3 separate regions of the Homo sapiens genome follow, and all the other regions are linked to region 2. Evidence: chromatin loops called from intact Hi-C (ENCODE). Cell type or tissue: PC-9. All regions are shown on one strand.

Region 1 (2,500 bases), 130 kb after region 2:
GAGATCCACCACTGCCCTCCAGCCTGGGCGAAAGAGCAAGACTCTGTCTCAAAAAAAAAAAAAAAAAGAAAGTAGCTTTCATTCACTTTAGCTTTTCATCTTGTTTCTAAAGGTGGGGCAGATAAAGTGAGTAGGAACTGAGGTAGGAAGTCTTGGTGCTAGAGAAGCCCAAAGGGAAACATTCTGTGTGTTTGGGAATGCCCTCTTGTAGTACCCCTCCTATTTGTAAGCCTGAAATCATTAAATATTAAGAGGTTGTAAGGTTTACTGGGTCTTCATGTGTAGGCTAGTTAGAATTTTTTCATCTATAGTGAATATAGCTTTCCTGATGCAAAAGTCCCAAAGTAGGAGAAGATTTGTTACATATTTCATGTTTGTGTTTGATGTTTGCCTGACTGACTTTTTGTTTCTTATTTAGAAATGACTGCTGTCCATGCAGGCAACATAAACTTCAAGTGGGATCCTAAAAGTCTAGAGATCAGGACTCTGGCAGTTGAGAGACTGTTGGAGCCTCTTGTTACACAGGTAAGAATCTGAAAACACAAATACATTGTAACATGGTTCTATAGCACAGGCCTGGGTAACAACCATAAGAGCAAGGTTATTTAGTTCAAAGCCTTAATTCCAGTACTTGAGTTTAGGTGACAGTTCTTAGATGATTTGAATATTGATGCATGGGTTTAGTTAACCCTTGAGAACGCTGCTGCTGTCGTTTTCTTCAGTCTTATTGCTAGTAACGGGTCCATGGTATGTAGTGCAACTTTGCAAATGTTTGTGCTTTGCAGATACTTCACCTTTCTTCAGAGGGGAAACCCAAGAAAGGTGGAGTCTGGATCCTTGATTGTTAAGGTCTCTCACTCTGCTTAACACACCTTTCATTGTGTGGGATTAATTAGCAGGTAATTCAACTTGAGGGTTTAGGTTTGGTATGCTACAAATGTCACAATGTTAGGGTAGTTCATAAACTGTTAGCAACTAGCTGTGTACTTTTAGTGTTTTACAATAGTATGTCTATTGTTTGTATGTGAGAGATTCAGAGAGAGAGAGAGAAAATGAGTCTTGTTTGGCAAATTTACACTATAACATATATTCATCATCTTTAACCTAGAGATAATCTGGTATTATGTGTATTAATGATGGTAATGTTCTAAGACATAAAGCGTCATCACTGTAGGCTTCTTTGGGCAATCATTCGTTTATTGGGACCTTTACTAATTGCTGAGATTTGTGTGAATAAACTGTCAAAAGACTTCAGAAGCAAATTATCTTAAAATGTTTTGCAAAGTTTGAAAACAGTGGCAGTGTGATCTCCAGATAAAGCTAAGTTCATTGTTAACCTCTTTCTGGAACATCTTGGTGACATATAGTAGAGACATCTAACTTGTCTCTAATCATTTTTTAATTTGTAAAATCAAACTAAAAACCTAATGATCATATTTGAGAAATTAAAATATGTGTTAAATAATTCTCTGTACACATTAAGAAAGCTGAATTATTTTGGAAATTAAATATAGCATCATTGCTGTATATCTTAAATATGGGGAATTGTATGTTAATGTTCAGTGGAATCTCATGTGATTTTTTAAAAGAATAACTTAATCTTGCTGTCTTTAAAGATATTAGTTTGTCATTTTAATTGACTCCAGTTTAATGTTAAAAATGAAACTTTTAGGTTACAACCCTTGTAAACACCAATAGTAAAGGGCCCTCTAATAAGAAGAGAGGTCGTTCTAAGAAGGCCCATGTTTTGGCTGCATCTGTTGAACAAGCAACTGAGAATTTCTTGGAGAAGGGGGATAAAATTGCGAAGGAGAGCCAGTTTCTCAAGGAGGAGCTTGTGGCTGCTGTAGAAGATGTTCGAAAACAAGGTAGGTCATTACTGCTTTTTAGGTAAAGAGAGGCAGGCCTTTCTAGAAAATCAGTGTTTGAAGATTTTTTTTGTGGTCAGTATTCTCATTCTTATGCTTGCCAATTGCTCAGTAACTTACTTAGTTATTGGAGATGTATTAAGTTGGACTGGCTCATATTTTAATTCTCATTCTTATGCTTGCCAGTTGCTCAGTAACTTAGTTATTGGAGATGTATTAAGTTGGACTGGCTCATTTTAATCATGAGAGATGCTTGCAGAGGGACATCTGGAGAATCTGAATCCACTTCTCTTGGGTATTTCAAGTAATAGTTAAGTCTTAGAAATGTTGTAACACAAATTGATAGGAAAGAAATGGGACCGAAGTTTACTTTTCATCCTGTGTAATACTTCTTTTTAGTTCATGCTGAAGAGATGGGTGTGATAAAATGGAAAAATATCTACCTACTCTGAAAATACTCTAGAAATTGTCCTATTGTGTCAGAATAGTATGTTAAATCAGCCATGCATATTTGAACTGGTTGGAGCTTGACATAAATCTGGGTATAAAGGAATCATGTTTTGGGAAATTCAGAATTGATAAAAAGTAAAATGGTAATCCACAGTTTACTAATAATTAATGCTAGAAAAATT
Region 2 (2,500 bases):
ACTTGCCTGTAAGTAAGGAGTGGGGAGAGGTGGTCAGATGTTGGTTCCTGAAAGGAACCAACACGTTCCAGCTTCTTTAAGAAGTCTACCCGGGCTCTTGGCGGGCTGGTGCCTGCTGGCTCACCTCCCGCCCTGTGCTTTCAGTCCAGGAGGAACCCTGGTACTCATCTGTCCTGAGGGGCCATTTCCATGACTAGACCCTGATCCTTACGGTCAGTCACCTGGACTTCCCACCAATCTCCTGCCCCTCCATCTAGGCTTTGAGTTCCTGGTTCAGAGGGACATATTAGTGCTTAGTGGTGATGAGAAACGGGTCAGACAGGTCAGGGCTTGAAGTCTAGCCCATGACGGTGCACAAGGTTTTGGAGTGGCGTACTGATTGAGAGCGAGGACTCAGCCGCCAGACTGCTTGCTTGAGTTCGGATCTTGGCTGGGCTACTCTTTAGTTTGGCTAACCTCTCTGTGCAGTTTCCCTGTTTCTAAAATGAGGATAATAATTGTACCCACCTCATAGAATTGTTGTACAGATTAAATGAGTGAACATATGTGATTGTTCTTGCTGATACAATAGCTTTGTGCTTTTGAGCTATTATTATTGTAATTAGACTTCTCTGAGCCTCAGTTTACTTGTCTGTAACACATCTCCATAATACCTTTCCTTCCTGCTTCAGGGTTATTGTGAAGATCAAATGACACATTCCCTTTGGAAACTCTTAAAGGCTTTACAAAGGTAAGATTATTATTATTTATTATCAGATACTTGTTCCTTGGGGTTCTCCGCCACATTCCCTTTAGAAACAAAGCAGTTTCCTTCACCCTTCTCTTGCCCCAGTCTCAAGGCAGAAAACCGTGGTGTCTTGGAAACAGGAGCAGCCATGGGGTCTCCCTCCACCTAGGAAAAGGGGCGCATAAAGCTGTGCACACAGACACATCTCTGACAGAGATTATTTCAAAGGAGGCTGCTAATTAAACCAAGAACAGAGAGCTTGTCAACATTTTACACAATTATCCCCTTCACTGCAGAGGTGAACCCAGGTTTTGTGGAGCCCAAAGCTTATACAATTTGGGGGGCCCTCTTTAAGAAAAAAAATACAAGATGATGAATATGAAATTAAGTGCAGGGTTTCGAAGGGGCCTGTGCAAATGAGGAGCACTGCCACCCAAGCTTCATTAGCTTCACAGAAAATCCACCTCTGCCACCAGGCCAGGTATGCATTTGACAAGGACTTGTTGGTTAGTTGCTTATGGCCAAAACAAACCGTTTTTTACCAACCACAGGCAGGCCAGGATCTCTAGAGGGCAGGAGCGCACAGCCTGCACCCAGACTCCAGAAGTCACCCTGTTACCAGGCTGTGGCTCCTCCACTGCCTTCACCTCAGTCTAATTGTTCCTTTTTCAAGACCCACCACCTATTTATTTTTGCTTTCAACACATTTGCATGTGATTTACATAGCATTAATATTCAGTCTCATGTTGGGAACTCTTCCTCTGCCCCGGCTTAAGCTAGATTCCTGGGACTTGGTTACCAAGTGAGATGCAACTTTCTCTCTTCTCAAAATGTAGAGGGAAAGAAATATACATCTAATTTGGGGGAGGGTGGGAGAAGGGACAGTGATGACATTTGTCTTGAAGTCAGTTTCTAGTCTCTGGCCCTCCTAGTCTATGTCTTCCTCCATATATCCCCACTGTCCCTACCCACAACCCACAACCCAATTCCACCCCAGTTTTCCTCTGATTATGAAATTGGAAGCTCACCTTCTCAAGGACACACATTCCTACCCAAATTCTGGGCTTACTGGGGCTCAAGGGTGCAGCCTCTGAAGTGAAGAGGCACATGGCATCGAGGTGCCAGCAGACAAGAGCACACAGGGATTCTTCCTCAGGTCCCCCTCTGGGAGAATCAGCCCCTTCCAGTCCCCCTGCACTGTTTGGAGGCCCAGTTTATGTGATCCCCCGACTGACGGAAACAGATGGCAGGTGGGAGTATGTGTGAGTGTGAGTGAGTGTGTGTGTGTGCATGCACGTGAGCTGTACATACATAAAAGAAATGTGCACACATGTGTGAGACAGAGAATGCCCACGTGCACATGAGTACACCCCCCCCCCCACCGCCACAAGACAGGCAGAGGAGGAGGAGGTGAGGATGTGGGAAGGAAATTCTCGGTTTAAAAAAACCACATTGTGGTTCTAAATGTCATCAAAGGTGAAACTTGCTTCCTTAGCCCTGCCCTATAAAGGGAGGCAAAAAGAAGTCAGCAAGGCAAGAAAAGGTCTCAGGGCAGGGATGGGGCAGTTCTAGTGTCAACAGTGACATCACTCTCCCAGACCCCTCCGCTGAGTGGTGAGTCACCAGAGCCCACTCAATACCACAGTCTTTATGCAGTCATGAGCCGGCTCATGCTTCCATCTCCATGTGGCCTAGGCCTCACCCCCATGGTCCCCTGGGCCTGAGCTACCCCAGCCCTGGGGCTTTGCTCTCTTTTAAGCCTCTATCAGAGAA
Region 3 (2,500 bases), 230 kb after region 2:
CCAAAGAGAACAAGATCATTTCTTACTCTGTACGGTTTATAGCAGCATGTCAGCATTCCGTCTGCAGTTGAGATGTTGATTCCTCCTTGTATTGCACATTGCTGAAAGGGGCTTCCTGAGGCTGGAGAGAGCAGTGAGGTAAGACTGTCCTCCTTGAGAGCTCGTCTTGATGCTTGTTGCGTTTGTCTGTGTATGTCTGCAGTGTCTGTTCTGCTCTTTGTAATTTAAGAAGAGGGCATTCTTTGAAAAGAATTTGGGAATACAGGACTATATAATCATTGTATTCTAAGATTGATCTACTGTTGAGCTTTGCTTAAAGCACTCCCAGCAACTCTTGTTACATGTTCAGCTTAGGCAGAGCCCACCAGCCATTTGTGGGCCAGGTAGAACAACCAAGGTCAAATTGCTTCTCCTGTTATTCATTAAATATATGTTGTATGACACTGTGTTGCCCAGCCCACAGCAAGCTTTTTAGCCCTACTCATGAAGACATGTATTGACTCCCTAAAAGCTGCTAGTTTCCCTTAGTTTTCAAACATTTTTCTTGATAATTCTCTTTAAAGTTCTCTTTCCTCTCAGAAACCTTCTTGGTTGTGAGCAACAGCTTGGTTATCACTTCCTTTCTCAAGATCTTCATCTCTTGCTTTATTGAAGGTCCCTACTGTATGGATGACAGCCCCAGTTCTCTTTTTTATTGTCTTGGGTAGAAGAAGCTTCAATGCTGATTCTTATTTGGTCTTGTAAAATGCCATAATTCATTGTTTGTTGTTGTTGTTGAATTTTCTAATGGCTGAGGAGGTATTTTATCTAACTAGATCTTCCTGTTAAACTAATCAGACCTCCTGTTTGTTACCTTTTTAAACAGTCCTTAAATGTTAAGGGTTAAAACACTGTATTTCACCCTCCTCTACCCACCTCAGGCTTACTCTAGATTAAAATGAGGATAGAAAGCAGAGGTTTATTTGAAGTCTTATATTCTAACTAGTGACAAGGAAGCAGAGACTGATGACTTGCCACACAGATTACACATGAAGTCCTATATCTTTTAAATGTGTCTCTAATTGGTTATTGGTTTCTCATTTCATTCATGTCCAATGGGAGACAGACAAGTCAACAGGTAGTTATCCTAAGGTATGATTTGAGAAGGTCTTTGAGAGGAAACATGAGATGGTGTGGTAGCATTCTGTGGGGACACTGAACTTGAACTTAGGGCTGAGGTTGGCTAGCAGAAGCTTCCACAAGGAAGTAGTTTCTCATCTGAACGATGGGTAGGAGTTGGAAGGAGGGGAGAAGAGTATTTTATGTAGGTGAGAGAGAGCACGGCATGTCTGAAGAACAAAAATGTATGTGGGTGGGTCAGCATGGAAGATGGCAGAGTGACCATAGGTTCATTAAAGCAGTAGGAATGACCAGGTTCCATAGGGAGAATGTGTAGAAGAAGGAGAAAAGAAAGCCTTTGTTTAGCGGAAGAGGTTATGTGGATCTTTCAATGTAGGGCACTTTTTATCTAAGAAGTATGGTGGGATGATATTTGTTTCGTGCAGTCAGGTTGAGTAGCTTTTTTGTAGGTTCACCTGGAAACCTTTGCCTTTTCATTTAGGGACTAAAATGTGCCTTGAGATGCCACCAGCAATGCCAGGAACATATTTCATCCCTTCCAAACTGGCAAGGGTTGGAGTAAAAAGTTTCCTCACTACTTCCAGTAATAGTTATACGCTACAGGGTTGCTTTTCCTAAGGTTATGTTTGAGTAACGTAATTTTTGTTCAGTTAATGCTAGAAATAAAAAATCATAACTTTAATCTCAAAAGAAGTAGAATCTTGTTTTTGTTTGTTTGTTTGTTTTTTGAGACGGAGTCTCGCTTTGTCACCCAGGCTGGAGTGCAATGGCACAATCTCGGTTCACTGCAACCTCTGCCTCCCGGGTTCAAGGGATTCTCCTGTCTCAGCCTCCCGAGTAGCTGGGATTACAGGCACATGCCACCACGCCTGGCTAATTTTTGTAATTTTGTAATTTTAGTAGAGACAGGATTTCACCATATTGGTCAGGCTGAAACCAAAGGTTTCAGCTTTGAGGCTAAAGGTCTCAAACTCCTGATCTCAGGCTGTCCACCCGCCTCAGCCTCCCAAAGTGCTAGGATTACAGGCATGAGCCACCGCGCCTGGCAGAATCTTGTTTTAAAATGAGCAAGCTTTATACTTTCCTCAAGCTCAGTGTTAAGGTTGTGAGTGTGTCTATGTGTACTCATCTCTATTACATTTTAAATGATTGGTACCCTAAACTTGCTATTTGGACTGTATTTTTCTAAAATGATACTGTGATTTTAAAATGGTCTGTCTAGTATAACTTAAAGGGCTTAGTAAATAACTGCTCCTAAACTGCTCCCCTTCTGATTAATGAGGCATAAACCTCTATTTCCTGCAATAACAAGAAAGACAAATTGATTTTTTGGGTAGTTTGACAAAGACAGAATTAACAGATTCATGGTGTGGGTTGCATT

What was found. Hi-C counts contacts between places; a loop is a spot of excess contacts. Peaks named below come from ENCODE experiments on the same cell type or tissue, not always from the same donor. Only the 100,000 strongest peaks of a DNase experiment are listed, where the experiment ranks them.
Region 1: it touches region 2 in a loop (5-fold over the local background); 5 of 110 quality-filtered maps call a loop at or near these places.
Region 3: a loop joins it to region 2, with 6 times the contacts of the local background. A loop is called at or near these places in 3 of 110 quality-filtered maps.

The regions. Positions count from the first base shown.
Region 1 is chr5:138,781,505-138,784,004 of GRCh38, forward strand. It overlaps CTNNA1 (catenin alpha 1), which reads left to right. Exons shown (of 18, transcript NM_001903.5): 2 at 419-525; 3 at 1,673-1,868. The coding sequence starts at 421. Among named protein-coding and RNA genes, the nearest start is that of CTNNA1-AS1, 29 kb to the left of the region's middle. In PC-9, no CTCF peak of the experiment used is centred here; no DNase peak of the experiment used is centred here.
Region 2 is chr5:138,652,393-138,654,892 of GRCh38, forward strand. No RefSeq gene overlaps it. Among named protein-coding and RNA genes, the nearest start is that of HSPA9, 78 kb to the left of the region's middle. In PC-9, a CTCF peak has its summit at 1,339 (motif pointing right); DNase peaks (open chromatin) are centred at 1,269 and 2,239; H3K27ac peaks cover 621 bases.
Region 3 is chr5:138,881,000-138,883,499 of GRCh38, forward strand. All of the region lies in intron 7 of CTNNA1 (catenin alpha 1), which reads left to right. Among named protein-coding and RNA genes, the nearest start is that of LRRTM2, 6.9 kb to the left of the region's middle. In PC-9, no CTCF peak of the experiment used is centred here; no DNase peak of the experiment used is centred here.